Regions from separate parts of the Homo sapiens genome. Here region 2 is linked to region 1. Evidence: chromatin loops called from intact Hi-C (ENCODE). Cell type or tissue: Calu3. All regions are shown on one strand. Each heading gives the region's core, and the rest is flanking DNA. Links, peaks and the distances in the headings are about the cores only. Region 1 overlaps DIRC3-AS1 (DIRC3 antisense RNA 1). Region 2 overlaps DIRC3 (disrupted in renal carcinoma 3).

Region 1 (16,720 bases), core at 4,355-12,354:
GATAATCCAATAAGTCAGGTAGAATTTATCATTTCCATTTTACAGAATCAAAAAGGAATGCCTAAGAAGTTGAAAGACTAGCTCTTGGTTAGAAAGTGAGGTAACTGGAAGAAGGACATTGCTCTTTTTTTGAGATGGAGTCTCACTCTGTCACCCAGGCTGGAGTGCAGTGGTGCAATCTCAGCTCACTGCAACCTCCACCTCCCAGGTTCAAGTGATTCTCCTGTCTCAGCCTCCCAAGTAGCTCAGACTACAGGCATGTGCCACCATGTCTGGCTAATTTATATATATATTTTTAGTAGAGATGGGATTTTGCCATGTTGTCCAGGCTGGTCTCCAACTCCCGACCTTTCTATCTGACTTAAATGTTTATGCTCTTTCCAATCCATCCCAGGATTTTAGAGAGAATCTTCTAGAGATTACATGGAAACATTAATAGAAAACCTTCCTTTCATTCACTCTAGGCAGATGCTATGCTATCCACCAAGGACACAAACATAAAATCTAATCCCAGCCTTAAAGAGCTCAGATTAGTGAAAGAAAAAGACATACATAAAATATTTATAATACAGCATGCTAAACACAGTGATAAGGACATCCATGTAGATGGTACTATGGGAACATAGAAGAGGGAAACCCAATGCAGCCTTAGGAAAGTGATGGGGAGGGTTCTCAGGGAAGGCTTCATGGAAGAGGTGGTATGGGAACAGAGTTCAAAGATGTCAGGATTTGTCCTAGGAAATGACAAAAAATCTCACAATTTCCCACTGAAAATCAGCTGCTACAAATTGCAGTTTAGATATGACAACAGAAAAGTACACCAAACATTTTCATTAAAAGGAAAGACAGTATGTTGAGGGGAGAGACCCCAGCCTTCTTTGCTGGCACAAGGTGTATCATTTCTCAGCAGGTGCTGAGCAGGAAGACTGACTGCCATTTGTATTAGTCAAGGTTCTCCATAGAAACAGAACAAAAGGAGGGATGGGAAAAGGTAGGGAGAGAGAGATTTTAAGGAACTCCCCATGCAACTGTGCCAGTTGGCAAGTCTGAAATCTGTAGAATAAGTCAGCAGGCTGAACATGCAGGCAAGAGTTACATTACCTTCTTGACTCCGAATTCCACAGGGCAGGCCAGCAGGCGGGAAACTCAAGCAGAATTTCTACATTGCAGGCTTGAGGTAAAATTTTCTTCTTCCAGAAACCTCACTCTTTGTTCTTCAGGCCTTCAAAGGATTGGATGAGACTTACCCACATTAACCTGCATTATTTGAGTAAAGGAATCTGCTTTAGTCAAAGTCTACTGATTTAAATGTTAATCACACCCACAAATACATTCATAGCCACATCCACAGTGGGGTTTGACCAAACAACTAGGCATCATAACCTAACCAAGTTGACACATAAAATTAACCATGACACCATTGTTGTTCGCTCATTAATCTCTCCCAGAAAGAAATATAATTTTCCATCTGGAAACCTATTAGAACTGGGAAGTTAAAATCTCTACAGCCCAATGTGCTACAGGCTTCAGATCCCCTGGGAAAGTTGCAGCCTGGGGTGGGGAAGGAAACATATCAGCTAACATTCAGTTGAATATTTTAATACCACTCTTAGAGTCATAAATCCCAATATGCCTTAGCCCTAAAGCAGATCCCTTAAAGAGACAGAGTAATTCTTAAGGTTTTGGTAATTCAAAATCTATTTTAAATATACAAAAGGAGCTCTTTAATGGGCCCCAAGGTGAATCTTTTCATAAAATAATAAATTAAGTGGGGTTTTTTCCAGTTCGAGGAAACACTCATGTATTTCTAACATCCTACACTAAAATGCCTTGACTTGAATAGCTGTGCATGTGCATGGACATGCATTTATTCATTTCTGTTTTTTCTTAACAGACAAAGAGATGGAATAATTTTATTCAGGTCTGATACACCAGTGTATGCCTGAGCATGTATATGTATATATAACCAGTAACATCTCAGTTATTGGTATGACGGGAAACATTTCTTTCCATGAACATAATTTGTTGGTTATATCAAGACAATCATTCCCACATTTAAATAGTGAAATTGTCCAGGAAAGAAGACTCCATGGTACACAACAGATTCTTAACCAGAAATCTTTAATTTAATAACCAGTTAATTTGTTGTAGAATCCACATGCTTTGACAAGGAGTCCATACAAATAAACCTCTGACAAATCTAAGCTGAATTAATCAGCAGGAAGAAAAGAAAATGCTTTCCTGTAAACTTCGCCCTGATGAAAAAGAGAGGGTGTCAGAAGTCCATGACAAAACCCAGGCACATCCAAAATAAGTTTGATTATAAAAGCAAGAACTCCTTTCTGGTTTTGTACGATGACTGGGGGAGGGTTGGCAAGAACAGGATAAATTATTCAGGTTTAAGAGACAGTGATAAAAATGTAAATGCAATCCTGTCACGGAATCTTTGCACCAGCTGAATAAATTCAAACTAGAAGCTGAATCAGCATCTCGCCTCTGATTAAAACCAATTGAAAGCACAAAGACAGGAAGAAGAAAACCTCATAAGTTCTTTGGAAATGGCAGATAAATTGATCAAGCATAACTGCAACATTAAGATGAAACAGTTTTACTAATATTGACCACAGGCCAAGGGGCCCTGCCAGCTCTCTTCAAATGGTAGCACTTGTAATCAAAGAACTAGGTCTTATTTAAGCTCAAAAGTGATTATTACTTCATTAATTATGGTCATGCCCCTATTCTTTCATTGTGACCACATTTCATCTTTTCCCAAAAGCAGTCCATTAGCCTCATTTCATCTTTAATGGGTAATATGTTCCTTTCTGAGCATGCTTTCTGTGTGCATAGATTCAAGCTGCTGAACAACAGCTCTACATCCCAAGCCGGTGCCCAACATTGGCCCTATACTTGCTTGACACTATGGTCAGAGAGCACAACAAAATAAAAAAAATTTTTTTTCATATCTATTCGAGACAGATCAAGAGATAACATACGAACATGAACAAATGTATTTTTCTTCAACAGCTCAGGGATTAAAAGCTGGGGCTCGGTATCCAGGCTCCCTGGGTTCAAAGACAGGCATGCACCTCACAAGAAGTCAGGGGCTGGGCAGCCTTTCTTCTCTCTAACACAGGGATAACAACAGGGTTTGTGGCAAGGATTTAATTAATGGAAAGAGCCTGGGATGTGTCTGGCACATAATAAGTGCTCAATAAATGTTAGTTCTTATTAACATTGTGTTTACATTAAACATATGCCACTGTCACCGGTAGAGGGTTGTGACTTCAACTTGTCCAGGTTCTTGGCATTTTAAACAAAGAACTGGACAAAATGCCCAGCAAAGCAAAGAAAGAATGAAGCAACAAAAGAACGAAAGCAGGGATTTATCGAAAACGAAAGTACACTCCACAGTGTGGAAGCGGACCCATGCAGTGGCTCAAGGGCCCAGACACAGAAATCTTCTTGGGTCCAAATACCCCCTAGAAGTTTCCCATTGGCCACTTCATGCTCACCTGAAGTAAATGAAGCGGTAGCCGGCAATCACTCTGATTGGCTGCAGAAAGCAGCCAACCAGAGACTGAAATGAAGTTACAAAGGTCACACTCCTGTGCAAACATCCGATTGGTTGCAAAAAACAACCAATCAGAGGCTAAGGTGAAGTTACAAAGTTATATTTCTATGCGAAAAAAGACTAGACCTGCAATCAGTCTGATTTGTGGTGGACAGCCAATTTCTCATCTGCCCGGCAGAAAAGGTCAAAGGGAGTAGCCTCTGGTCCTTTTGTTACTTAGGCGTGGAAAGTTAGGGTTTTCAAGTTAGTTCTAGGAAGTCAGCGTGAAACAGCCTTAGGTTCCCTGCCTCCAGACACTGTTCTCCTGCCTCATCACCCACTTAGGAGTTAGACAATTCGGTTGAGTGCTTAAGGAAAAAGTCACCAGGCAGTCCATCCAGCCACCCCTGCGCATCTACTCAACAGCGCGGCCTGGTGTGTCCACTTATACGCACACACAGAATGCCATAAGAAGTGGACTGCTGTGCACAGTCTCTCCCGATTTGGCTATAAGCCCTTAGGATTCATTTCAACGTCATAGTGTAGTGAAAATTATAGAATTCTATCAATATCAGGTAATAAAGTTGCTTAATGAGCCTATTCACAAATATCCGCTGAGTAGTCCCCATATGCCCAGAACTATGCCATGCATGAAAGGGCACAAAAGATCTGGAAAAGGCTGTAAAGCCTTCCAGATGTTAACAACTATTTAGGGAGAAAAAGGCTTATCCTGAATTACTAAAAGATTTAGCTAGTATGTGAATTATGTCATTATAGACAGTGATACAATAAAGCAACATAGCATAATGTGCTATTCACAGGTCTAGAACTTTCTGAAAAGGAGAATGAGAGGTGAGGAAGCTCTCGAGGGGCCCATGTGTTGGGGGTGGTGGATATGTACACACACACACACACACACACACACACACACTCACCCTGTCCTGCCACCATTAGGTAAAGTTTCCTGCCACTCCTTGCACATCCGTCATTACCAAAGAGATATTAAACTAGACAACTGTAAAAAAATAACACCTTCAGTGGCAAAACTGCCTTATGCAGAGATGTGGATGATTTGTTACCTACTTCATCGTTGCATGTGGCTCAGGGGAGTTTTCTCAGCGATTAGCAGGGGCACTGGCAGAAGACAATAGGCCTAGGAACTTCCCTGGCTGCCCTCACCATTGCACCAACCCCAAACCCCCCTGAGGACATCTTGCAGACCAGTAACCTGCTAACTCTCATTCCTCTCATTCCTTTCTTGCTGTTTTTCCTGGCTAGCTCCAGAGCCAGCAGAAGAAGGTCAACGTCACTCTTAAACTATGTCAAACAGTGTTGTAGTTCAGGAGTGGAGGTGAACTGTTTACACATGGTCTTTGTTTCCTCTAGCCAGGATTTCATTGCTGATCCTGCCCTCTAAGGTCATACCAGAGGGCACAGAATGGGCCTCCCAGCCTACATGCTGCTGTGACTGTCTGTCTGAGGGAAGGATCAGATTTAGGCCTGGACATGTTGCTTTTGTTGTTGTTGTTATTGTTGTTTAAACCAATTTATTGGCAAGTCAGTGACATAAGGGCTTCAGGGAAGTTCCTACATATCTTCCTCCTCCATCACTCCTCAGCAGTCCTCTTTGCCTCTTCAATCAGCTTGTCCTCTTTGCCTCTTCAGTCAGCTTGTCCTCTTTGCCTCTTTAATCAGCTTGTCCTCTTTGCCTAAACATTTCTGCTTTAGAAGGGCAAACTGTCCAGCTGATTCTTGAGCCACAGTTTTCAATTACAATGTGTGATGGGGTGCTTCCTTCTTTTGTGTGAAATTCCTATTGTGAGTGACCTCCCCTTTGAATGAATTAGGTCACAAACTGTAATGGCCCTTTTTTTTCTGGTACTGCAAGCCCATTTATTTTTATTTTAAGAGACAGGGACTTGCTCTGTTACCCAGGCTGGAATTCAGTGATGTGATCATAGCTCACTGCAGCCTCCAACTCCTGGGCTCAATCAATCCTCCTTTCTCAGGCTCCCAAGTATATAAAACTACAGGTGTGTGGGTATTTTTTTAAAAAATTATTTGTAGAGACAGGGTCTTGCTATGTTGCCCAGGTGGGTCTCAAACTCCTGGCCTCAAGAGATCTTCTCACCTCAGCCTCCCAAAGTGCCAGGATTACAGACATGAGACACCGTGCCCCGCCCTGAAAGCCCATTTTGAACCCAAGGCACTGTGTTGGAAATTGGATGAAGATTTTTAAAAAATAAGTCACATGTAGTTCTTGCTTTCATATTGATAACAATTTAGTATTGCTATGAAGTTGAGCAGGAAGTGAAGGCAAAAATATTGATATTCTTGTCAAGCACATCCATGTGAAGAGACCACCAACAGGCTTTGTGTGAGCAACAAGGCTGTTTATTTCACTCGGGTGCAAGTGGGCTGAGTCCGAAAAGAGAGTCCGTGAAGGAGTGGGGAAGGGATTGCTTTATAGGAGTTGGGTGGGTAATGGAAAATTACAGTAAAAGGTGGTTATCTATTGCTGGCGGAGGAGGGGGGTCACAAGGCACATGGTGCGGAGATCATAAAAGACTCATTGTCCAGAAGAAGAATGTCATGAGGTCGATCGATTGATCAGTTGGGGCAGGGCAGGAACAAGTCATAATGGAATGTCTTAAGGTTGGTCAATCAGTTAAGACAGGAGCTGGCTGTTTCACTTCTTTTGTTGTTTTCGATTGCCTCAGGCCATTTGGATGCATACGTGCAGGCTTGGGCTCAGAGGCCTGACAATTCTAATATAAGGCGGAAGCCCAGATGAATAATACAGGAAAAGTTCTGGAAAGTTGTAGGCACAGGGAATAGCAGGAGCTAAATATTGAGGATGGAGAGGCCAGGTTGTTTGCAGGCCAGTGAGCAGATCATCTGGTGGAATTGTATGGTCACAGGCCATCCAAAAGCCCTTTCTGAGATGAAGCAGAGAACTTCAGAGAACAGCTGCCAACTGTCTTGCTCTTAGAACTTCAAAACTTGCCCTCTCTTGCATACCACATCCAATTTGGAGCCTACTTCCTATTAGTTTATTGAAATGCAAAATGCATACTAAAACCCTTAGCAGTAGTCTCAGACATTGAGCCCTTGTGGTTTTTAAAATCAGAGAATCATTACTTGGGAGTGGGAGATGCATGAACTATTTGCTCCTGGAAAGTGACATACTGAGGTTACTTGGCAGATGAGTCTCACACAGAATAGCCTGCTTGCTTTTGCCAATTTGTTAATATTAAAAACTGGAAAACTATGTAACTACTAAAAATATCAAGTAGAATGGGCTCCTTTAAAAACCTAGGAGCACTGGACTCTTCAAACAAAGGCCAAATAATTGTTTGTAAAAAGAATCCTGTGAAAGAGACACTGTGCTAGGTGGGCAAGTGGATCACCCTCCCATGTTTCAAATCATGCTGTGGCCCAGAAAACTATATTCCATAATATGAATGACAGGAATGAAGAGAAGAAGCAAGGCAAGAAAGGGAAGAGGTGAATAGTTACTGGAGAACAGAGGGAGGAAGCAAGGAAGAATGCAAAAGAAAGAAGAAATTGCACTTGCAGCATGTGGATCAGTATTTGGAAACTGTTCAATCAGATTAATTCCAAATTCTAGGACTATATATCATGAATCTCTCTCTCTCTTTTTTTTTTTTTTTTTTTTTTTTTTTTGAGACAGAATCTTGCTATGTTGCCCAGGCTAGAGTGCAGTGGTGCTACCTCAGCTCCCTGCAAATTCTGCCTCCCAGGTTCAAGCGATTCTCCTATCTCAGCCTCCCAAGTAGCTGGGATTACAGGCATGCGCCACCACCATGCCCAGCTAATTTTTGTATGTTTAGTAGAGACGAGGTTTCACCATGTTGGCCAGGCTGTTCTCAAACTCCTGACCTCAGGTGATCTGCCTGCCTCGGCATCCCAAATTGCTGGGATTACAGGCGTGAGCCACCACACCCGGCCTGTATTATGAATCTCTTAAGTGAGCTCTTTAGCTTAGGGACAAAAGTATATACATTTTCATTTTGATCATGAATGTTATGAGAGATTAAATTGGACTACCTACCTGGTTAGAAGGAGGAGGTTGGGGTCAGGTTTGGGATGAGTGTATATCACCAGTGATTTCCAAATACTACAACATAGTGATCCCTTGCTGGGGCTCTGGGTTGCAGTGTCTGGTATCATTACTCCACCCTGCATTTAAGCATGGGCTTGGAACCATGTGGAGGGAACAAAAGATCTGGAAGGATTCTGCCTTTTTACACCAAATGGCTTTGTGATCTTTCCCTTTGTAATGAAAACCAAACCAGTCAGATTAAAACTATCAGCCCATTGAATGAGATAATCTATGTGAAGTAAACAGAAGTCACTGTGTCCTAGCAAGGTATCATTATGCAAATGGAGGTATAATGCAAGGTTCCTAACACCAGTGGTCTGAATGTGCTCCAGGGTCTCTGTCATCTTTAAACACATGTTCCCTTACATGTGGATATGTAGGGTAGATACAAACTGAGAATGGAAAATTTCCCAGACCCTAAGATCTAGGCAAGTACAGTGTGGTCAGTGGAAATTAGATGTAGATGCAAGAGTGAAAAATAAAAGATTCTGAATTCTGCTTTACAGAATTTGGAGCTGTTCTGGGGCTTTCACTGAAAGGAGAGAGGTGGCTGGGTTGTAATTCCTAGCATGCATCATTCAGTACGAGGGAGGTTGTGCTTCGGTGACAGTCCTGTCCTCCCAAATATCAGTGGCCTAAAACAAAGATTTATTTCTCACTTGTACTATACATCCCTTGTGGCTTGGCTGTAGGTTTTGTGCTGTATCACCCTCACTGAAGGATCTAGCCCAATGAGGCAGTCCCTGCCTGGTCATTATCGGCAAAAGGAAAGAGATCTTTGAATGGTTTTGTACCAGCAATTTAATATGATAGTATGGTAGTAACACGCATCACTTTTACTCACAACTCATTGGCCAACACTAGTTATCTGGTACCAGCTCAGTCTGAAGAAGGCGAGCAAGAAATGCAGTCCCACCGTGAACCCAGAAGGCAGAAAGCCAGAAATATCTAATCAACTGCATTCATAACAACCACATGACACATCATTGTATTTGAATAAAATTGCACTGGTCTACCTGGGTAAAAGGTATGTGAATGCTCAGATGCTATGGCTGAGTCTGCCATGGCCTTTGTTATTTATTTTAATGACATTGATAATTACTTTATTGATAGTATGATCATTAATTTTAATGACATTAGGTAGTCATTAACTTTTTCTAAAGCCATTCAGGAACACTGTAACAACTAGAGGCCACAGGGCAACTTCTTTAGTACAGGAGTGAACGTGAGTCACAGTGTTGTCACTGAGGTCATCTTTGCACTGAAGGTTAGAAACTCAAAACAAAGCTCAATGTGAAGTGACACTCAGAGTATACACTTGCCTCCTTGCTTAGTATAAATCACTTAACATTTCTAAATACGTGTTTTTTGCCATGTGCTTGATAGGCAATGGAAATAATGAACAAAATTCTCTCAAGCAAGATTGGCCCTATGAACAAGTGAAGATGGTGGGCGATTTCAGCTGCTTCAGAATCACTCTACCTGTCTCAAGGACAAAGGGAAGAAACCCACAATACTAGATGTATTATATATTTTCTAGAGTCCAAAAGTGGTGTGGCTCAGTACATAATGTCTGTGGATCTGATACTTGAAACAACTTACATCCCACGGCACTGTTGTTCACCTCAGTGGATGCGGGACCTCTCACTGCTGGCCGGCCTCCTGAATTGTTCTGTTTCCAGAGTGTCTTCTGCAAGGCCTTTCCCCACAGGTTGCTGGAGACTTTATCACTGTTGCAGGAGGCCCAGCGGCTTCGCCCCAGAGGCCACCAGTGCCACCCAGGTAAGGCAGTGCTACTTCTGAAGTGCTGAACATTGCTGCTTCCGCTGGGCATTGCAGCTGCACCGCTGCGGCCGTCCATCTGTACACATCTGTCTGTCCAGCTGCGCCATGGAGCCCAAGACGTCATTCAAAGATCGCAACACCAAGAGTGCTCTTCCTGGGAGCTGCTACTCCTCAGCCACTGCTCACCATCCCTCTCCATTTGAGCTTTCCGAGAAGTTTGATGAGGTAGAGGAGAATATGATTCCATACCCTTTGTGTGGGGGCAGGAGAGGGGTCCATGGCAGTGAAAGTTGGGTGACAAATAATATAGTGTTTAGTTAAACTGTTCTATAAGCATTTAGTGACAGTCCTCTCACTCCTAACAACCCACGCCTGAGTGAGTAGAAGCTGTGACCACTGTTGACTGAATATAAATTACCAAAATATCAGAATCACTCCTCACTCTCCAGCCATTGTTTTGTTATGAGTTACTTTAATTTATGTAATGTATACAATGTGCTGAGAGCATTGGTAGGTACATAGTAGTCCCTACACAAATATTTTGTTGTGGTTGTTGCTAAGCATTCAAGTCCTTCCTTGAGAAGCAGGTATCTCTTAAAAACTCCTAAGGGTCATTGCAACCAACTTCTCAAAGATCGTCAAACAATCCCAACTATGTCTGAATCTCTTCTAAAACTCATACCCACACAACGATTCTGCTAGCCAGAAACTGTTCACTTCACGTTATTCATAAGAAAACTAAAGCTCAGAGAGGTTAAGCAACTTCCTCAAGGTCACAGAGTAACAAGTGATGGAACCAGGATTCAAACTCAGGACTGCCTGATTTTGAACCCATTTATACTATGGATAGAATAGAGGGTTAGAGCAGTGAATCTCAACCAAGGGTGATTTTACCCCATCAGGGGACATTTGGCAATCTCTGGAGACATTTTCATTCGTCACTGCTTAGGGAGAGGGAAGTAGTACTGGCATCTAATGGGTAGAGGCCAGAAATGCCACTAAATGTCCTGCAATGCACAGGACAGGCCTCTCCCTCTCTCCCTACAACGCCCCCCAACAAAAGGTATCAGGTTCAAATGTCAACTGTGCTGAGGTTAAGAAACCCAGGATTGGAGGAACATATTAATACATTAAATTGCTAGGAAAGAAAAATCCAGGGACAGCAGGAAGAACATATTGAAAAAATACATTCATGATTACGGGTTGAAGTAGGATTTTGGTAAGCAGAGGTAGAAGGCAAGAATAGTAGAGAGAACAGCATGAACAAAGAAGGAGAAGAAATATAAGAGATATTTGCAGGAAACTAAAAGTCCAGGAGCAGGGAAGAAGTGGAAGTAGAAATTGAAAAGCTACATTGAGACTTAATTTGGGGAGGCCTGGAATGCAAAGAATTTAAGTGTAGAGAGCCTGGAACAAAATTTCTCAAAGTATTTGTCTTGAGCTCACCACGCTCACCAAGTAACATGAGGGTCTGTAAAAAAAAAAAAAAAAAATTCTTTTTTTAAATCCAAGCATTCTGCATCAATGCAATGGATATATGGCCTTAGACAATTTCAGTCCTCTCCCATCACTTGAAGAAGGAAAAACTGGGGCCCAGGGTATGAGGTCACTTCCCCATGGTCACTGGTGACTTAGTGACTGGGCTGGAACTGAAACCAAATCTTGGGATTAGATCCAGTGTTTATGATATATAGTTTGGTCCCTGGGATCTCAAAAGCACAGCCAGTTTTTTCTCCCTTTTATGATTCTTCTTGTATTTGTATAGAGAAGATTATCGGTGAATCGTCTTCATTATTTCCCTATTCCTACTTGAAGTGCCCAAAATGTGCAAGGCCAAATATTGTGGCACAAGCCAAATAGCATTTTTCTACTAAAAAAGAAAAACGCTGTTGAGGAAAGAGGGTCGGAATAAATGGAAGGGCTATTATTTTGCCCTTGGAGGCATTTTCTGAGAATCAAGGTTGAGGCCTGACAGGTATTTCCCATTTCAGCTTTGCATGTGGGCCCAACTTGAATGAAGAATTGAGATTTGGCTAAAGAGGCAAGTAACATAATCCTAAAAAGAATCCCAGGGATGGATCCAGGCGAGGCAGCTTGTACACAGAGCCAGGCGTCTTTGACCCACAGAACATTTCACAACCTGAGAGCTTCGTTTTGGAATTTTTGTATTTATTCCTCTCAATTGGGCAAAAAAAAAAAAAAAAAAGAAAGAAAAATTACATTCCCACTGCAACATAAAGGTTATTTATTTCCAAACAAAAGAATTAGGAAATGTGAACTTTAAGGCTTTGAGACTAACATTAACTCATCGGCAACAGACAGATGGTATTTTGTATCTTCAATGAAGAGGCTGTTAAATGTGAACTTAATACATCTGGGATGAGTCATCAGGGTGAGCTAATTTGCTAAAACCTTAGCTTTTGCATTTCCTGATTAGATTTTTTTTCTCTTTTCATCTTTCAATCTGGCATCTTCATCCCTAACAATTTTCCATTTAACACAAGGGAAATACTTTGAATTTTCCTTTATTTGTAGTTTCACCAGGGTCATTCTAGGGCATTTTCCTCAGGCTTAGTTTAAAATTGTGATGAAACAATTTAGAAAAAAGACTTTAATATGGATATGTCATTTAATATGAAGGTATCAAGTTATTTAAGAGGGACATTATATATAATATTATGTATATATTTATATACTACATATACATGAATATATTTTATATATTTATTTATTTTCCCCCTTTCCAATGATCTTCTATTGGTAGTACTTCCTTCCACATTTGCTTATTTCTGCTAAGTGCTTATGTGACTCCCATGTATAATTTTTTCAGATTGACGAGATAGGATTTTGGTTTTGCCCTTTTTTCCTCAAAGTGTCCCTTTAGTGTGCTGGATCTCTTATTAAGTCTATGAGATAGAAATCCTCGCTGTCATGTATGTATTCAATAGATGTTTCCTAAATGTCTCATATGTATGCCTCCCCTTAATAATTCCCATGATGTTTAGGAAGCTGTGATGGTGCAGTACATCACCAGGAAGAAAATGTTATTATTAGACACCTACAGAAAACACGTTGCTCCAGACTGTGGTCCAAAGTGTTTGTTGGCTTTTCTTATTGAGTTATCTATTAGTCTGTACAGAATCCACCCCCAGGGGACATGGTAAAATCCATCTTTCTTTCTCTAAGGATCCCTCACTCTCTTCTGCAACTCTGTTCTTCCCCAACAGTCCTGGCTTTGCCCTGGAAGCGGGGTTTGTCAGATCCTTCCGGGGAAACTTTTACTGCATCAGTGAGTGTTTCTTTTGCTAATACTTGTTGAGAATTTAGAGGTGATAATTCATCTCATCTCTCTCATTACCACCACCACTTCAACTTTGGAATCAAGGAGTCAGATAATAGGAAAATCAAAATATCAGCATTATGGCAAATAAATCCATTTTTGAAACTATTGGTGTGGGCCCATGGCCAGAAAGGAATTCTCAATTCCCAGATTTAGACCTTGGGGCCTCTTCTCAAGGGAGTGAGAGAGTCTGCAGAGAAGCCTCTCTAACCCAGAGTCCCTCTCTCATATCCATTAGGCTACAGGAGTCAGGAAAGAAGAAGTCAGTGCTCTAAAGAGCCTCCAGGAAGTACGTAAAACTGACCCCTAACCTCCATGAGCTCAGTAGGGAAGAAAGGACAAGGGCAGATGTAGGAAAACAACAACTCAGATGGGACTGAGCCACAGGTTTCTAAACCTTGAAACCCAATCGCACAAACACGATGGGGTGGGCAAAGAGAGGCGCGTTCTTCCCAACTTTTTCTTGCTGGGTAGAGTAGTGGAAATCTTCTCCCTTTCTGAAAACATGAAGAATACAGAAGGTCTCCTCTAACACTCTCAAGATTCTGTTTTCTTAAACTATTAGGTTGTAATTAGACTAGTGGTCTACCAGGGCTTAGGCTGTTCCCTTGGGTAGTCTCAGGGCAGTCCTACTCCTGCCTTTGTGAGGTTTCTCTCTCCATGTCAACCCCCTCTTCCTTGTGTATACTGTCTGGATCATGGTGTACAGTTTAATCTTTGCCCTGGTAAACTCTAATACTTAAAACTCTTAATACTTAGACAAGTATTTACCTAAGTATTAAGTAAATACTCTAGGCTTGAAATGTATTCCTTATTCTATATATTATCTCAGATTGTCACTGGCCAAGATGCCCAATAGAATTCATCAGAAGTTATACACCACACCCAAATAATACCAATACAACCTAAAATACAATGTCAGTGCAATAAGAATAACTCAAGTTTGAATTTGAACTATCTCCTAATATTAAACTCCCAGAGAGCAATCAAGTCCAAAATTCAAATCCCTTTTAGTATTATAATCTAAAGAAATTAAAGGCCAACATTCTTAAAGACTACAAAAATTAAAGCCATATCTTCTCCATTTGTAAAAAAATATTGCTTAGTCTCACACATAAGGATCTTTAGATTCCTTAATAGAGTGTGGCTTCTGCATTTATAGCCTCTCACTGAAATAAGGGTGGTTCCTTTAGGATCTCCACAGTTGGATTAATCAAAGCCATGTTCATTGCACCTCTAATCACAATAGCTAAGATAAGGAAACTTCCTAAGTGTTTTCTGATAGATGAATGGATAGTTATACACACACACTATATATATATACACACACACACAATGGAATAATATTTAGTCTTTTTCAAAAATTTTTAATTATTTTTAAAATTTTATTTAATTAATTAATTAATTTATTTATTTATTTATATTTTTAGAGACAAGGTCTCATTCTGTAGCCCAGGCTGAAGTGCAGTGTTGTGATCATAGCTCACTGCAGCCTCGAACTCCTTGTCTCAAGCAATCCCCAGCTCAGCCTCCCAAAATGCTGGGATTACACATGTGGGCCACCTCACCCAACCCTATTTAATCTTAAGAAGGAAGAAAATCCTACCATTGGCAAAAATATAAATAAACCTGGGGGACATTATGCTATGTAAAATCAGCCAGACATGGAAGGAAAAATACTATATGATCTCACTTATCTGTGGAAGTAGAAAAGTTGAAATCACAGAAACAGAGAGTGGAATGGTGGTTACCAGGCATGTTAGTCAAAGGGTAGAAAATTTCGGATGTGCAGGATGAGTAACTTCTGGAGATCTAATGTCAGCAATGGGGGCTATAGTTAATAATACTGTATTGTATACTTGAAATTTGCTAAGAGAGTAGATCCTAAGTATTCTCACCACACACACAAAAGAAAGTAATTATGGGAAGAGATGGACATGTTAATTAGCTTGACTGTAGTATTTGGTATATTATGTGTATGTATACCAAAAATATCACATTGCACACCTTAAATATATAAAATTTTCATAAAAATAAAAATTAAATTAAACATTTTAAAAAGCCAAGTTTTCAAGTATCCCAATTTCTAAAGTGTAAGTAAAGTTAGTAGAGGCCAGGCAAAGTGGCTCACACCTGTAATACCAGCATTTTGGGAAGCCAAGGCATGAGGATCACTTGAGGTGAGGAGTTTGGGGCCAGCCTGGACAACATAGCAAGACCCCATCTCTACAAAAATTTTTTAAAAAATTAACCAGGCATGGTGGCAGGTGCCTGTAGTCCTAGATACTAGGAAGGTTATGGCAGGAGAATCACTTGAGCCCAGGAGTTGGAGGCTGCAGTGAGCTATCATCACGCCACTGCACTCCAACCTGGGCAACAAAGTGAGACCCTGTCTCTTAGAAAAGAAATTTAAAAAAAAGAGAAAAAGAGAGAGAGAAGGAAAGAAAAAGAAAGAAAGAAAGGAAGGAAGGAAGGAAGAGAGAAAGAAAGAAAGAGAGAGAAAGAGAGAGAGAAAGAGAGGGAGGGAGGGAGGGAGGACGGAAGGAAGGAAGGAAGGAAGGGAAAGAAGAATAGAAATGGAATTATCACAGCATATATCAAGGGACTCACAACACAAGGAAAACCCCTAGCTCTAGAGCAGGTATGCAAATGCGTACATAAGTACATACACGCAGATGTACATATATTTCTCAGAACCCAGTTTTTACTAAAATCTAGATGTATGTTATTCTTTCTGAAGATCAGAATAATGACAGACGAAGTCCAGAGGGTAGAGTAGCCAAAACAACTTGATTTACCTAAAAATCATTTGTAACTAACTTCTCACTTGCCTTCCTCTGTAAAAGAAGCTAGATAGCTAACTACTGGATTCTCCAGCCTGTATCATCCACATGACACGAATCTGGCCAACACAGTGTAAGTAAAAGTCAAATAGTCAAAGCCTCAAGGATAAGATTTTGACCCTCAGGCTTTTTGAGGCTTAGAATCTAGATGTGGAGCCTGGAGATGCAGCAGCCACCCTGTGACTAGAAAGGCAAAACCATATGCTGAAAATGAAGGAGCTGAAAATAAGAGAAAGAGCCTGGATTCCTGATGGAGCCCAGAGTTATTGCCCTAGTGTGCCCACTTCTGGATTCCTTGCTTATGTGAGGAAAGTAAATCTTTATATCATTAAGAAATAAATGAGGCTGGGCGCAGTGGTGCACACCTGTAATCCCAGCACTTTGGGAGGCTGAGGTGGGTGGATCACCTGAGGTCAGAAGTTCTCGACCAGCCTGACTAACATAGTGAAACCCTGTCTCTACTAAATACAAAAAAATTAGCCGGGCTTGGTGGCACATGCCTGTAATCTGAGCTACTTGGGAGGCTGAGACAGGAGAATCACTTGTACCTGGGAGGCAGAGGTTGCAGTGAGCCAAGATCGGGCCATTGCACTCCAGCCTGGGCAACAAGAGTGAAACTCCATCTCAAAAAAAAAAAAAAAAAGATTTCTGTGATTTCTGTGATGTGTAGGTAAACACACTTCTAAATGATTCAAAGAAAATTCCAGTTCCAGCTTTACCACCATACAGGTCAGTCTGTGATGGTTGCCCAACGCCAACAATCCATAACAATTAGGAGAAATATCCCATTGGTAGGTGATTTTTCCCATCCATAGGGGAACCATCCACCAATGAATATAATTAGAAATTAAACTGATGACATTACACTCACCAGACCTCACTTGAAATGTCCTTGTTTCCCACAGAGCCCCTTAATTTTTTTTTTTTTTTTGAGCTTCATGATCCTGCCTCCCTTCTCCCTGCCCCTCCCTGGAAGTACTGAACTATTAGAGCTATTCCCCAGGCTTGATCAATCCTGACTCTACGAATAATTTTGATGCATGATTATGCAAACAACAACTAAGGCTGACCAAAGA
Region 2 (16,720 bases), core at 2,809-10,808, 160 kb after region 1:
ATTGTATAATGACGTTTTGCTCAATGACAGACGCATACATGATGGTGCTCCCACAAAATTATGATGGAGCATATATAGAAATCTGATATATGGCACTTGATATTGGCATTGTAGATCAAGTAGAGGAAATTATGGTACTCAGTAATCATGCTGGGATATTTGGTTTTCCATATGGAAAACTACATGTACATTTTTATATATTATATATTTATATTTATATAAATACATATTATATTTGTATTATATTTATAATATAATTATTATATGTAGATATACCATCTAGGTATATATATAATATATACCATATAGGTTTGTGTAAGTATGCTTTATGATATTTGTACAATGACAAAATCACCTAAGGATACGTTTGCCAAGACTATCCCCATCCTGAAACAGCAAATGACTGTATGTATGTGTGTGTTAGAGATAGAAAAGTGTATATAGAGATGCATACACAGAAGGGCAGGGGAGTTGTGGGGAGAAGATTATTACAGAGAATTGGCTTATGCAGTTATGGAGTCTGTCTAGGGCAAGTGGCCTAAGAGAGAAGATGAATAGACTGAACCCCACAGGTAGGAGTCTCTGGGCTCAGGGAAAGCCTAGACCCTCTTTTAAAGGTTTCACACAAGATAATAACCTTTTTGACTAATTTAAAGTCAAATAGTAATGATTGGGGGCTTTAATTGCATCTACAAAATTTCTTCACATCAGCACCTAAATCAATGTTTGACTGAATAACTGGAATGGTAGTTTAGCCTAGCCAAGTTTACATATCAAAAAGCTATTACATCTGAGTAAATATAAAACACTACTTTCTTTCCTTTTAAGCTCTTTAAAATACCTATATTTGCTTACACTAAAATCTAATATTGGTGGAGTTTTTATGAGACATATGTAATATAAAATATGTTGACTATAGAATAAAGGGACCAATAGTGTTGTTGGGTTTACATCAGTGGTAATATTAAATTTTAGTTGACGATGACAGGTGATAGATAGAACCATTAAGATATTTATAATAATGCATAGCTTTAAGCCAATATAAATTAAAATAGAATACTAAACATATTCAAATAATCTAAAATAAAGCAGGAAAAGGGAAACAGAGGAACAAAAAAGAAATCGTAACATAATAAGACAGTAGATCTAAATTTAACCATATCAGTAATTACATTAAATGTTAATGATCTAAGCATTAAAAGATATTGTGAGAGTAGATTTAAAAAAGCAAGACTCAAGCACGTTGCCAACAAGAGACATACTTTAAACACAAAGATACATGTAGTTTGAAAGTAAGTGGATAATGGTAAAGATACACCATGCAAACAGTAAGCTTAAGAAGACTAGAGTGACTATATTAATAACAAATTAAAAGAGTAGACTTCATGACAAAGAGCATAACCAGGAATAAAAATTTCAAAAAGGACAATTCACCGAGAAGACAGTAATTATAAATATGTATGTATCTAATAGCAGAACCTGATACTCAACAGAAGTAGAAAAAAAAAACCTCTATAATCTTAGTAGATTTTAACACTCCTCTCTCAGCAATTGATAGAATAACCAGACAAAATATCAGTAGAGACACGGAAGATCTGAACATCACTGTCAACCACCCTGATCTGATTGACATTATAATAGAACTCTACATTCAGCTGTAAAATATCCATTCTTTTCAAGCAGGCATGGTACATTCACCAAGATAGACCATATACCTGTACTGCAAAACACTTGTCAATAAGTTCAAAGGAACAGAAATCATGTAAAGTGTTTTCTATAATCATAAGAGAATTAATCAGTAATAACATATCTAGGAAAATCCATATCTAGGAAAATTATTTAAAAGTATGTCATTTGGAATGTCATTTCCAATTATTTGGAAATCAAATGACATACTTTTAAATAACTTATGCATCACAGTCAAAATCACAAGGAAAATTTAAAAATGTTTTGAACTGAATAAGGGAGAAAATACAGTATCAAAATTTGTAAGATGCAACTTAAGTACTGCTTAAAGGGAAACTTGCAGCTTTAAATGCAAAAGAAGAAAGGCCTAAAAACAACAGCCTATGATTCCACCTTAAGAGGTTCAAAAAAGATCAAAGTAAGCCCCAAGTAAGTAGAAGGAAGAAAATGAAGATAAGAGTAGAAAGAAGTCAATGAAATTGAAAATAGATACCTAATAGTGAAAATTAGCAAAGCCAAAAGCTGGCTCCTTGAAAAAAAAATTGACAAACTCTTAGTTATACTGACAAAAAAAAAAAAAAAAAGAAAGAAAAGAAAGAGAAAGAAAAAAAGAATACATCACCAATATCAGGAATAAAAAAATATGTTATCACCACAAATCCTACAGATTTTAAAAGGATAATAAGTAAGTATTGGAGCAACTTTATCATATTTTATAGCTTAGATGAAAGGGATAAATTTCTTGAAAAATGCAACTTACTAAAGTTGGCATGAAAAGAAACAAAATCTGAATTGTCATTTTCGAAATGAGAAAATTTACTGCATTATCAAAAAGCTTCCCTGAAAGAAAAACAATAGACAAGTGGCAAAATATATGAACGTGCAATTCACAAAAGAAGAAACTTGAATGGTTCCTAATTCTATGCAAAAATGTTTGACCTCAGTGATCAGAAAAATGTAAATAAAACCACATAGAAAACATTTCACACTAAGCAGCTAAAAAATAAAAGCCTGATAATAAGAAGTAATAGCAAGAATGTAAGAAAAACAAAACTCATAAACTTCTGGTAGACATGTAAATTGGTACAAACACTACAGAGGGCAAATGGGCAACATCTAGTAAAGTTTACAAGGCAAATATCCCATAACCCAGAAACTCCACTCCCTACGCATGTGGAGAGGAAACGTGTATAAGGATGTGCATGGAAGCATTGTTTGTAATTGAAAATGTTGGAAACAAACTAAACATCCATCAAGAGGAAAACTGATAAAAATATGCTTTCATCTATTCATACATGGAATTTTAAACATAAGTTAAGACTAGAGATACGTGTTCAATTTAAATACAAAACATTAAGAAAAAAACCAAGTTGCAGAACGATACACAATTATACCATTTATTTAACCACTTAATATATGAAAACAATGCTACATAATTTTAAGGACACATAGAGAGAGAGTAGAAATGTAAAGACAGACAAGAGAATGATAAAACTCAAAATCAATTACTGTTGTCCCTACTTAGAAATAGGGGAATGGGATGACAGATGGATACAGGGGATTTAAACCATATTTGTAATGTTTACTTTTAGGCTGGTTGGTGCATACAAAGGTATTCATTAGCGTACTCATTGCACCTTTATGTATGCCTGAAACATTCTGTAGTTTAAAAAATTAGAAAGGAACTGGAGTCTGAAATATGGCTGCTTGGCAAAAGATGGAGGCTTCAGTCATAATGAGGAATCAGACGCCCTTGCTGAATGCCCTCAACTGTTTTGACTTCTGGAGGGGCGGGCCGTGATTACAGCTGCGATTAGGTGACTCACCATAATTATGTTTTGTTGAAATTGAATTTATTGAAGCATGAATCATTCTGCCCAAGTCCTACCTAATTGCTCCAACACTGTGGATTGGAAGGATGGCGGAGGAGTTTTCCTTGGAAGTCATTATAGAACGAATGTGCTTGCGCACGTGCGTCCATCCCCGCACACAGTCGGCCACACTCACCTTACAGAAAGCCAGCAGCGCGGCCCCATCCTTTGTGATGACATGAGGTTGCCAGACAATCTTTACTTGTTTAGCTGTGGTTTCTTCGTCTCCTACCCCCTACTCTTCTTTGTGAGCAACTCACTATTTGGCCGTTTGGCTCCCCGGGGGTCTCTGTGCCTCAGACCGCAGGCCTCTCTGAGAGTTGTTGATGCCTCAGAGCGGCTGACTTGCAGATTGTATCCGTATTCCCCCAGCTCAGACCTCCCACCACCACTCAGCGGACAACTTAGGGATGCCCTCAAAGCTGCGTGCCTGCTGCAGAGCTGTAATTTAAATCAACTTGGGAGCTGTGACGAGGCAAAGAGCAACCTCAGAGGGTGGTGGGAACCGCTGGGACTCCTGCTCTGTGGCTCGTGTACAAGGAGGAGAGGGTGGTGGACTGTTAGAGACTGTGACTCACTTGCAATCTCATACGGGGAAAGAGTTCCAAGCCTTTCTCCTCTCCTTTCCCTAGCATGTGAAGATGGGGAGACCCATTGTTTATCTTCGTGTGATACAAATTGAACAAACAAAATGGACTGTTCCTTTAACAGGTTGACTGTAAGCTAATCATGATTTAAAAAAAAACTAACTGACTGTTTTCCTACCCCAAGATGGGTAGCAGAGGCAAACTCCATGGTCATAATAGCAATGACAGCAAACACTTTTACACCATTTACCATTTGCAGGCACTGTTCTAACTAACCACTTTACACATTTTAACACATTTAATCTTGACAACTTCATGGGTTAGTGTCTTTACTCGCCATATTTTCAGGTGAGGAAACTGAGGCACAGGGAGTTTAAGCAACTTACTAATAAATGAGGAGGTTTTCTGGCCCCAGACTCTGCTTTTAACCACTCCCCTATATGCTTTGCACATGGCAAACATGATGCTGAGTGCTTTATAAAATCATCTGACTCACTCCCATTTGACAGATGAGAAAACTAAGGCTGAGAGTTGCAAAGTAACTCGAAAAGATTACACAAATAGTAAGTAGCACAACCAGGATCTGGAGCTAATTGGACTGACTGCACATCTATCCCATCTACCCCATCTACCCCTTTCATTTCCAATGACCTGCTAGGTGTGGAAGCCCCAGCAGATGAGGAATACACAAGGCAGAGTAGTCATGAGCCACAGCTGATAGCATGGTAAAGCTGTATTCCAACCAGTAGCCCTTTAGCAGGTGCTCCCAGCAGGCTCCGGGGCTTCCTCATCTGCCTCCAGTTCAGACTAAGATCTGGTCTTTTTCCAATGACTCCATCTTCTTCTGAAGTTCCAATTCCATTGTTAAACACGGTAGTGGAACTGGCATTTAAAAAATCCATTCACTTTTTAAAAAAAATTTTTTAATCTCTACTCATTAAAGTCAACTGTTAAAGAGTAAATGCTCCAGGGAAAAGGTAACATTTTAAACTCATGTGGACAAACTTTTGGGGGAATGAACTGAGGGGTAACTGACAAGGACCCCTGGGTATGGATGCACAATAGGGACTTGAAGAGTCAAAGAGGAAATGAGGAATAAAGCTTCACTAACTCACTCACTGCCCAGTTGTCCCAGGGACAAGTCTGGGCTCCTGTCCGTCCTTTGTCTTCTGGTTTCTTCCCTCTAAAACACCACAGACTCAAAGGTGGCAGATCAGAGCAACTCTAGAGACCCTTGCAGATATGTCAGAGTGTCAAGGGCTCAAGGGCCAGTTCAATCCTTTCATTTTATAGACCAAAAAACAGAGACCTCAATTGCTACATGATTTGTCTATGGTTATACAGTTAAACGGTATGAAAACCAATAATAAAACTCAGAAATAATGGTCTTGAGAAAAATAAGCAGCCCTAAGCCACTGTAGGAATTTTCATATGTCCAGTCCTCTGATTTTCTCTCTTCCTGAAAAGCTCATTATTCTTTAGTAGCACGACAGAAATGTCCTTTACACAAAAGAGTAGAAGTGTCATGTGGTTGAGAAACAGGGTTTGGACTCATACACTCCACATTCCAGCTCCAGCTCTGACATTCATAGCCTGTGTTATCTTGGGGAAGTCACAAGTTTCAGACGCTCAACTTCCTCAACTGTCAAACAGAAAAATCATAAAACCTTTCTTATAGACTTGTTTCAATCATGAGTTAAATTATCATATTTGACAGCACCTAATACAGCTTCTGGTACATTTTTGGGGCTTAATGAATGCTTTGTCATTGCACTTTGATCAGACGAGGAATATTTGGGATGTTTGAGGAACTTAGTTTGATTTTCTATCCCAATGGACCACCAAGCCCTTGCCTTATTTTTTTTTAATCCCAAACATTTTTATAATTGAGTCATCTATTCCTGTTACCTTTTCCTTTTTCCAGCCTTTCAGTTTGGCATCATTTCCCAGCCTAACAAATTTATTGCCTATTTTATCATTCAGAATGGAGGTGATGGTAGCAATCACTTTTCACCTCTGAGTTTTACGGACACTCACCTATCACACTCCAGCTTTGGCCTCTCCCAGATGGACACCTATTCATTGGAAAGCAACATGTGGAATGAGCTGTGCGGACACTGGTATGTCTACCAAAGACCTCTGGGATTCTATTTCTCTCATGCTATTCGTCACAGTACCTGATGCCCTGGTGCTCACCTCCTTCTTGAAAGTTATGCCATCCTAACCTCCACCATTCGTCTTTTCCAATTATCCTCTCTTTTCACTAATGTCCTCTGACTTCTTCAGTTCTTGTTCTTTCCTCACCCCTTAGCCACAGCATCACTTGAGTTTAATACATATCCATCTGCATTAATTTCTGTGACTAGAACAGTGGCAATCCCACCCCCTTTTCCCCTATTTGGAGAGAGACATGGGAAGAAAACAGCTTCTCATTAAGGAACTTAATCAGGTCTTATTTAAGTAGTCGTCTTAAAGCTATGGCTGAGCCTTTGGCCTACAAAGTAAAGCTTAGACCTTAATATTAACAGCAAAGAGATATCCTCAAATACCCTCTATATGTAGAAGATTTTATGAAAATCTGAGGGAGAAGCAGGCCTCGTATAAATGTTTTGTCATTAAATTTTAAAAGAAGCATACTTTTTTATTAAAATTTTTTAAAGAAGCATACTTCATGTTTCAGTGAATAGATGGAAGTTAAAGGAAATCACAAGAAACAGAAGGGAGTAACATTCCAAGGGAGGCAGAAACATAGAGATAAAGGTAGCCATAAAAATGTAATTTTCTGAGATTTTATCTACACTACCCTAATTATAGCAAGAGAGTTGTACTATTCTTAAAAAGCAAAATATAGATTTAGGCTACTTCATCTATTTATATGACTTAAATTACAACAATTTTTAAAACTAGTACCAATATTTATACAACTCCAAAATAAATCTGTGGAGTTGATAGTATTCTTCAAGACATCCTCTTTGTCTATCATAATCTCACCCCCTTTCTCCATCTCCTGCAATGACACCTCAATTTGCCCAGTTGCCAGCATCAACTTGAAAGCATCTTCTCCCTCCTTTAGTCCCATATTCTTCATAGCTAAACTCTGCCAACACCACAGGGAGTGGGCAAGAATGACCACAGTAGATTCAGATGTAATCAGTTTGTTGCTTGGGATACACCATACTTAGCCTGTCAATCCACCTGAAAAAGGAACAATAAATTCCCGTCCTTACTTTTCCTCACCCAAATTAGCCCAAACAAATTAGATTGGTAGAACCATTTGTTCCCATCTGGTTTCCACAGGACATGTAGACTCAGAAAAGTTTTCTTTTTTTGTTGTTGTTGTTTGTTTGTTTTTGTTTTTAACTTTTATTTTAGGTTCGGGGGTATATGTACAGGTTTATTACATAGGTAAACTTATGTCATAGGGGTTTGTTGTACAGATTATTTCATCACCCCAGTATAAAACCTAGTACCCATTAGTTATTTTTCCTGATCCTCTCCCTCCTCCCACCCTCCATTCACCCTCAATCCGACAAGGTGGGAACCATTGGATGCCCATAAGCCTTCTGAACCTTGTATAATAAACTACTTGGGGCTGTCTTTTCTTTAGATCTCAGAAACCACAATGAGGAACTATTATCAGTGACTTTAGTCAGGGGAGCAAGATGGGAGTTTGATAGATCCCAATATGTGTTGTTCCTCTGTCTATGTGTTCTTCTTATCATTTAGTTCTCACTTATAAGTGAGAACATGTGGTATTTGGTTTTCTGTTGCTGCATTAATTTGCTAAGGATAATGGCTTCCAGCTCCATCCATGTCCCTGCAAAGGACATGATCTGGTTCTTTTCTATGGCTGCATAGTATTCCATGGTGTATTAATATATGTACCACAATTTCTTCATCCAGTTTATCATTAATGGGCATTTAGGTTGATTCCATGTTGCAAAGGTTCCTTAAGATTCCATCTTTCCTTTAGTTTCATAGCCTATTTTGCCCATTTCTCCCATTCCTCCTTTCTTCCATTTCTTTACCCCCAGATGTCCAAAGCAGCCTCCTGACTTATATTCTTGTTCCCCTTTCTTCCCCTCTCTTTAGCCTAATTCATTTAGATTCCAGAGAAACTGAGCCACATTTTCACCATTTGTTGGTCTCGACTAAAATCAAAAATTTGTCATTAATATGCTACCACATGTAAACAGGCAACAAAGTAAATGATTTTGACCTAAATATTTGAGACATTGGCTCTTGGTAAATACAAAATCTCCTTCATGTCATGAGGACATGTATTTGACCAGACATTGGGTAAGGGGTTGAGGAAGCTTTGTGTCATATTTTTGGGGAAAGACCACTATACCTCCATCGCTACATCATCTGAGAATTTAGAATAATCTGTATCAGAGACTAGATGGTCAAAAACTTAAATTGCAGAAGATATAACATCACTTTCTGTGCACCTATCAGTGTGCATATGTAGACAATCACTTCCAGAAAGAGGGGAGACTGGGCAGCTGGCTGGATGTACTGGGACATATTGAACCATTTTTTGAATGTTTGGGGCTTGGCAAATAAATGCATTGTGCCCGAAGCACCTTTTTCCCTTCACTTAAAACCCATGTGTATTGGAAAGGAAATTTAATTCTTATGTTTCTGATTTGCCCACATTTAACCCATCAAAATCCAACTTGGTGGGAACCATTGGATGCCCATAAGCCTTCTGAACCTTGTGTAATAAACCACTTGGAGCTGTCTTTTCTTTGGATCTCAGAAACCACAATGAGGAACTATTTTCAGTGGCTTTAGTCAGGGGAACAAGATGGGAGCTTGATTTTGCCCTCAGATTTCACCACAGCCAACAAATTCTAACTTTGTTCAGATGCATTGTCACGCCTTGTATTTACTTCTTGCCAATAACCTGAGGTCTAGTAACCACTGTTTTTGTGAAAGTCAAACAATATGGACTGATATTCAACTCCAAAACGGGCTGAGCACTGTGCGGGTCTCTCTCACTGGGTCTCAATGTCCTCACCGGTGTTAGGCAACTCACTTACCTGAACCTTTGAGTAACTCTTCTTCCCTCTGCACAGTCTAATTATACAGGAGATACTGTTCACTCATAAAGGATAATGGATTAGGATGAAAATATTAAAAAAAAAAAAAAGGAAATAAGATCCTGTAAATGGGCTGAATGTGGTGGCTCATGCCTGTAATCTCAGCACTTTGGGAGGCTGAGGTGGGCAGATCACTTGAGTCTAGGAGTTTGAGACTAGCCTGGGCAACATAGTAAGACCCCCCCATCTCTAAATAAATGAATAAAATTTTCAGCTGAAAATAAATTTGCAATAAATAAATAAATAAAGAAATATAAAAGGTCCTATAAATGCAAAAAGATCATTATAACCTATACACTGACAACATGGATTATGGGAACATTTGCAGAATATGACTGAAGTTCACATAATCTCTATACCCACCCAGATGTGTGTCTTTAGACTACTTCAAACCTAATGTGGAAATTGAGATTGTGTTTGGCCAACTTAATCACCTACATCAGTCAGAGGAAGATGAAAGAAAAGTCATAACTAATATGCAAGCAATTATTATCCAAATTTGGCTTTTTATTTCTAAGAACCATAGAATTAAATTCAAACATTTAATCCCTCTCTGCTTGGGCCTGTTTCACCAACATGTGGGACAAAGAGGCAGAAAACAATTTATTTCTAGGCCACCTGCCGCTGTTTTCTTGCTGAACTGGATACGTGGTAGGAGAAGAAGCCAGGTGGTCTGACCTGTTCACAAGTAATCAGGAGCTAGCTGTTCTTCCTGCAGCAGAAGCCAGAGCTCAGAATTTCCTGACCCATGCCCACTACATTCTCAATGTGGTGTTTCCTTAAGATCTGAGTGCTCATACACATCATTCCCGGAGCTCACATGCCTCCCTTTCAAGGCACATTGTGTCTTTCTTCCTGAGTCCCACAACAACATATGAAGGGGAAAATATGGGTATAAAAGTCTTTTCCCACCTTTCCATTGAGACCATGGTGATATTTATGCCCCTTCATTTCATCCAGAACCCAGCTCTGGGACATGTGGCTATGAAACCTTCCATCATTTTAAGACTTTTGAAAGTACAATTTCCAGCAGAACAGTGGTTTTTATTGTTTCTCTCTCGTTTCTGAGCAATTTAGGCCATCTAAAGAGAAAGACCTGAAGTTTCTCTTGTCAGTTCAGCCCAAAAATGAGGGGAAATGATCATTTGAAATCCAGAAAGAGAAAAAAAAATTAAAGAAAGAAATTCTTGACTTGGAAGAGATTACATATCTGACTAGAAATAAAATGGGATACAGTGAAGTTAAAAACATGAATTCCTACCACATTATCACTAACATGAGCTGTTCATCCTGAATTGCCTCCAGCTAGGGAGCTGTGGTAGGAAGGGTACTTAAGGCTTTGAAATCAGGTCTACCCAGGTTCAAATCACAGCTCTGCCTTTTCCTGCCTCTATCCCCTCATCCTTATAAGTGTCAGCTGAAGAATGATGAAGTCATAATTTTGGAAAGGAGATCTTTATTTCTCATAAACGGTTGTAGCCTGCAAGGTAGCCATTCTGACAGGCTGGGAAGTGTAGCCTCCAGCCAGAAGCTGGAAAATGGCACTTTGGTGGTGGTCGGGGTAGGCATAAGACAGGAATTTATGCTGAACAGCTTGGCTAAGCATACATATTCAATAAACTATAGGAGAAATCATGAATATTTATGAAAGGAGTAATATGCACAGGCACAATTGAGCTCCATGCCTCTTCATGGGTGGCATGTTCAAAAAATGATGGCATTACTATTTAAAATAGTAAGGACTTGGAACTAACCCAAATGCCCATCAATGATAGACTTGATAAAGAAAACGTGTCACATGTACACCATGCAATACTATGCAGCTATAAAAAAGAATGATTTCATGTCTTTTGCAGGGACATGGATGAAGCTGGAAGCCATCATTCTTAGAAAACTAACACAGGAACATAAAACCAAACACTGAATATTCTCACTCATAAGTGGGAGTTGAACAATGAGAACATATGGACACAGGGAGGGGAACATCACACACCGGGGCCTGTTGGGGGGTGAGGGGCAAGGGGAGGGAGAGCATTAGGACAAATACCTAATGCATGCTGAGATTAAAACCTAGATGATGGGTCGATAGATACAGCAAACCACCATGGCACATGTATACCTATGTAATAAACCTACATGTTCTGCATTATGTATCCCAGAACTTAAAGTAAAATTTTAAAAAAAAAAAGATGGCATTAGAATGATCCAAAGGTGCAGTTTTTGACTTTCTAATATCAAAAGGTAAAGCACAGAACATGTAAACCCTCACTGTGCACCCTCTGTTGATGCCAGAACCACTCCATGGTTGGTGGTCTCTTATTAGGAAGGAATACATTGTAAAACTGGTGAGTTATCATGTCAAAACTGCAAAGAGAGGGAGAGAGTCCTGTCACGGCCTCAGATAATTGGCTAAAGGTAATAAAGGAAGGAGTCATCCCTTTCTTGTTTTCTAGAGCTGATTTCTGCTTACTCTAGGAAAGAATTCTGGTTAAAGGTTAATAACGAAGGGGCATACTGGGATGTGTCTGACCTCCCATCTTGTCATGGCTAGGAGCTCAGTTTTTAAGGTTTATCTGGGGTCCCCTTGGCCAAGAGGGAGTCTATTCAGTTTTTTGAAGGACTTAGGATTTTATTTTTATTTCTCATGAGCAACAAGGCTTATGATCTATAAAAACAGGGAAAATAATACCTTCTTCATAGGGTTGTCATGAAGATTGAATGGACTATGAATTTAAAGTATCTGTTACAGAGTTGAAAGGTCACAAATGATAGCTATAAAGTATCTAGCCCACAAACCTTGCTGTTTTTCCTGGAATTTTCATTGGTTACACCTTCAAGTTAAAGATTGAAAGTTACTATTAAAAGTCAAATATGTGACCTAGAAGAAATAACAGCAATCTCTTTCAGTGATTATCATCTTGGTATATGTTAGCACCTAGCCTAGTTATCTGATATGATAGGGGAATAAGATAGAGAGATTTTAATGGCTAGAAGGAAAGGGAAAAAAGCTTAGAACATGGTATGCTGAGACAGCAAATTCAAGTGGGCAAGAATCGTTGACACTCCAGGAAGTGGGATGCCAAATGAGGGTGGGAAGCCAGAGGAGAGGAGAAGAGACTTTCTGCATGAGAAGACATTTCATAATTTTGCCTAGGAGCCCAGGAAATGTGATTGCCACCACCAATTTATGCTTGCCTCACTAATATACCACCTCCCCCAGGCAAGTAACTTTGCCTTCATCTGCAAGTCTGCCTGGAGCCTCATTTCTTCATGAAGCTCCTCACAACAATGTACATGGTAGTGAGGCAGGAGAATAGAGTCTGGAGGCAGAGAACCTAAGGCTGTTTCACGTCGACTTCCTAGAACTAAATAGGAAGGAAAACCCTAACTTTCCATGCCTAAGTAACAAAAGGACCAGAGGTTACTACTCCCTTTGGCCTTTTCTGCCCGGCAGATGGGAAACTGGCTGTCCGCAGCAAATCATACTGAGTGTGGGTAGAGTCTTTGTTTGCAGCTTTGTAACTTCACTCCAGTCTCTGAGTGGTTGCTGTCCACAACCAGTCAGACTGATTGCAGGTGGAGTCTTCATTTGTGTAGAAGTATATAACTTTGTAACTTCACCCTAGCCTCTGATTGGCTGCTCTTTGCAACCAATCAGATGTTTGGACAGGAGTGTGACCTTCGTAACTTCATTTCAGTCCCTGGTTGGCTGCTTTCTGCAACCAAACAGACTGATCGCTGGCTACCACTTCATTTACATAAGGTGAGCATAAAGTGGTCAATGGGAAACTTCTAGCGGGTGTTTGGACCCAAGAAGATTCTGTCTCCGGGCCCTTGAACAGCTGCTTGGGTCCGCTCCCACACTGTGGAGTGTACTTTCATTTTCAATAAATCCCTGCTTTCATTCTTTTTTTACTTCGTTCTTTCTTTCCTTTGCTGGGCATGTTGTCCAATTCTTTGTTCAAAACGCCAAGAACCTGGACAACTTGCAGTCACAACCCTCTACCGGTGACAGTAGGAGTAGAATGAATGAGGTCGGATGATCCAGGAACTCAGTGGGAGTTCTAGACATCCATGCCCAACAGACATCATTCTTAGCCCTCATGAACCAGAGTCTTTGTATTACTCTTTTGTGACAAATACAGAGCAATCGAGTTTCACTCAGAAACCTTAGACCAGTCACAAAATATAAAATGACTGGTTAAACCTCACTGCCTAAATGACGAACATTGTCATTGCACCTGCTTCAGCAGGACGGGGAGAGGAGGCAACGGGATTCTAGCAGCACAGGGAGATTAACGGGCTGGGATAAGTGATAACTTAGTGATTGTTTTCTGGAAACTGATAAATTTGCAGACCACATGGAAGTTTCACCTGCCTCAAAACTTGCACCAGTGCTCAATGCCTCTGAGGGTGGGAGCACTCGTTAAAGACATTTACCTGCAGGTGTTTTAATACAGACACTGCCTTAAGTGATGTATAAAAGTTGATAAAAACAATAGACTAACCAAAAAGCTTAAAAGGAAAAGCTAGACAATGAGATGTCTGCAGGGCTTGGAAAACTCTAACTTATTCTTGGAAGTCTAGAAGGCCACACCTATGCATAGGGCTGTCCCTATGCTCAGGAAAGATCTGAGAAGACCCTAGTTGACCTTGAGGCTCTGTGCAAGCAAGAAATAAATGGAATCAATACCAATATCTATCAGTTGATGGGCAAACAAATTTGTAGTATACCCACACAATGGAATAATATTCATCCTTAAAAGTAATGAAGTACTGACACATACTACAGCATGGATACACTTGAAAACATTATGCTAATTAAAAGGAGAAAGAGGCCACACACACACTGTGTGATCCACTTATATGAACTGTTCAGAATAGGCAAATCCATAGAGACAGAAAGTATATTAGTTTATGGGGCTATGGAAAAGGGACAATTAGCAGTGACTGCTAAAAGGTATGGGGTTCCTTTTGGGGATGATGAAAATGTTCTGGAATTGGATGATGGTGTTGGTTGTACAATTTTGTAAGTAGACTAAAAGGCCCCGAATTGTATACTTTAAAATGGTGGGTTTTGTATTATGGGAAATTTTATGTTATATAAATTACATCTCGAGTTTGAGTTTCTGTAAAAAAAAAAACAAAAAAAAACAAAACAAAAAACAAAAAACAACGCCAGACGTGGTGGCTCATGCCTGTAATCCCAGTACTTTGGGAGGCCGAGGTGGGTGGATCTCCTGAGGCCAGGAGTTCAAAACCAGCCTGGCCAACATGGTGAAACCCCATCTCTACTAAAAAATACAAAAATTAGCTGAGCGCAATGGCAGGCACCTGTAATCCCAACTACTTGGGAGGCTGAGACAGGAGAATCACTTGAACCCGGGAGGCAGAGGTTGCAGTGAGGCGAGATTGCGCCACTGCATTCCAGCCTGGGAGACAGAGCAAGACTTCGTCTTAAAAAAAAAAAAAAGGCGGGGGTGGTGGTGGGGAGTAATGGAGGTTGGAGTATTTCTTCTCCTGCCTCTTCCTTTCCATTTTAGCCCACTCTGGCAGCAGGCATATATTTTTTTCTAAATGTCCCACTAGGCAATTTCTTCTTCATAGCTTCCATTTTCACTAGACTCCAGTAACATTGTTTCCTCTCCTTGCTGCTTGGTCTAGAAGTGGCAAGGTTTTCCACCATTGTTATTCTCTGGTGGCCTCAACTTCTTTCTTTCCTTAACCCTTTTGACACCACTGGGAATAATGTGACTTCATTAAAGTCACAAACTATTCAGTGAATTGTTTCTTGATGGGCCTCTGACTGCTACACAAGTGTTCCCAGCTGTTAGTGAAGCCATGTTCTTTGAGGCTCTGATGCTCTGGAATGAGAGCTCCTATGCAGGATGACAATATGGCAATAGAATTTTTGAGGAATACTGGTGTTTTCTAATATACTACTCTCAACCCCATTGTCATCTCATTCTCTATTCTCTTGGGAAATTGCTTCTCCCACAATGGCTTCAGCTATCACCTGTGTACCTATGACTATTGAACTTGAGGTTTTTGTCTCTATGTGGATTAATAAGTTCTAGACACACCTTTTCAATGTGTGCTTAAGTTTTCCCCATGAGTGGCTAATTTCAACTCAGCAGGAATACTTTTCTCTGTTTTAGTGAATAGCACTATCATCCAACCCTTCACTCAAATTAGACACCTCAACATTATCTTTAAGTCCACTCCTCTCTCATTGTCCAAATGGGCTTCAAATCTCACACTTCAGAGATATTTATAAGGAGTATCAATTCCCCTGCTCCTTTCATTGTATATCCTTCGCACCTCTAAATGTCCTCACTACTACTAGTTTCTTCTTTGTTCAAGACATTCCTTCTTCTTCTGTCATCTTTTTAAGAAATCAATTTAATCATATTGCTCCCCTGCACAAACCTTTCCTTGACTCCTCACTGCCTACAGAATAAATTCCAGACTCTTTAATAAGTTACCCAAAGCCTTCCCAAGCTGACTGCAGCTCATCTTTCTAGCTCTTCATTGAACTTCACACACCATACGTACAATTCTTCATTTCCTAAACATTTCCTGCTTTTCCATGCCTTTGTGCATTTGTACATCTCATTGCTTCTGAGTACAAAAGCTCCAATGTTGTTGATTAATCTGATAAAATATTCTTTCCACAGGTCTAAAACAATTCATTTACTCATTCAACAAATCATTATTGATAGTACAATATATGCTGAGTACTATGTTGGGTGTATAGTGGGGAACAAGATTGTTCCTCGCTATAGTCCTGTGGGTCTCTTCTCCCGTAGTACCCAATGTCTACTGGGGACATAAATGTTAACTTGGTAGTCTCTGAACTCACTCCATAATCATAATCACGAATAAGTGCCATGAAGGAAAATTATAGGGTGCTATATCAGGTCTTTTCTGAAGCCCCCAGGCTAAAGTTACTCGTTCTCCTCTGAGTTCCCATAGTGGTATATTTAACTGCTGTTTGATCATGTCTGCCCCAATAAGATTTGAAGTAGAAATTGGGTCATGTTTTAATCTACAGTGGCAGGCAACATTTTTGGCCTGAAGTGTATGCATAGGGGATGACTAAGTGAATAAATAAATTAAATAAACAGTTTTAAGCAAAAGATTGACTTTGAAATTGTCCTGAAAATAATGAGAGCAATAGTCCTAAGAGTGTTTATGGATCCCAAAGCTTCCCTTACTAGCAGACAAATCTTCAAAGTTTTCTAAGGAAATATATCTTACAAGAAAGTATGCTGATGAATTCAATGTTTCATTGACTCACTAATTTAGGACATTCTCCTTTGAAAAACTCTCTCAGGATTTTCATTTTCATCTGGAATGAAATGCGGACACCCATGAATCTGGACAAGGCTACTGTATTTGTGGGGTACTTGTCTGTTGATTGCTACCATCACAGGCATTGGCCACCCCACATCTGGTTTATTGACTAAAC

What was found. A loop is a pair of places that touch in the nucleus more often than their neighbours do. Peaks named below come from ENCODE experiments on the same cell type or tissue, not always from the same donor. Only the 100,000 strongest peaks of a DNase experiment are listed, where the experiment ranks them.
Region 2: it touches region 1 in a loop (4-fold over the local background); 1 of 110 quality-filtered maps calls a loop at or near these places.

Annotation. Positions count from the first base shown.
Region 1 is chr2:217,326,896-217,343,615 of GRCh38, forward strand. It overlaps DIRC3-AS1 (DIRC3 antisense RNA 1), which reads left to right. Exons shown (of 6, transcript NR_133642.1): 5 at 9,063-9,686. It overlaps DIRC3 (disrupted in renal carcinoma 3), which reads right to left. Exons shown (of 13, transcript NR_186301.1): 9 at 1,102-1,257. Among named protein-coding and RNA genes, the nearest start is that of DIRC3-AS1, 53 kb to the left of the region's middle. RefSeq lists enhancers at 4,791-5,085, 7,469-8,181. In Calu3, for the core only: no CTCF peak of the experiment used is centred there; DNase peaks (open chromatin) are centred at 4,806, 6,176, 8,576 and 8,916.
Region 2 is chr2:217,485,767-217,502,486 of GRCh38, forward strand. All of the region lies in intron 2 of DIRC3 (disrupted in renal carcinoma 3), which reads right to left. Among named protein-coding and RNA genes, the nearest start is that of DIRC3-AS1, 210 kb to the left of the region's middle. RefSeq lists an enhancer at 14,754-15,305. In Calu3, for the core only: no CTCF peak of the experiment used is centred there; no DNase peak of the experiment used is centred there.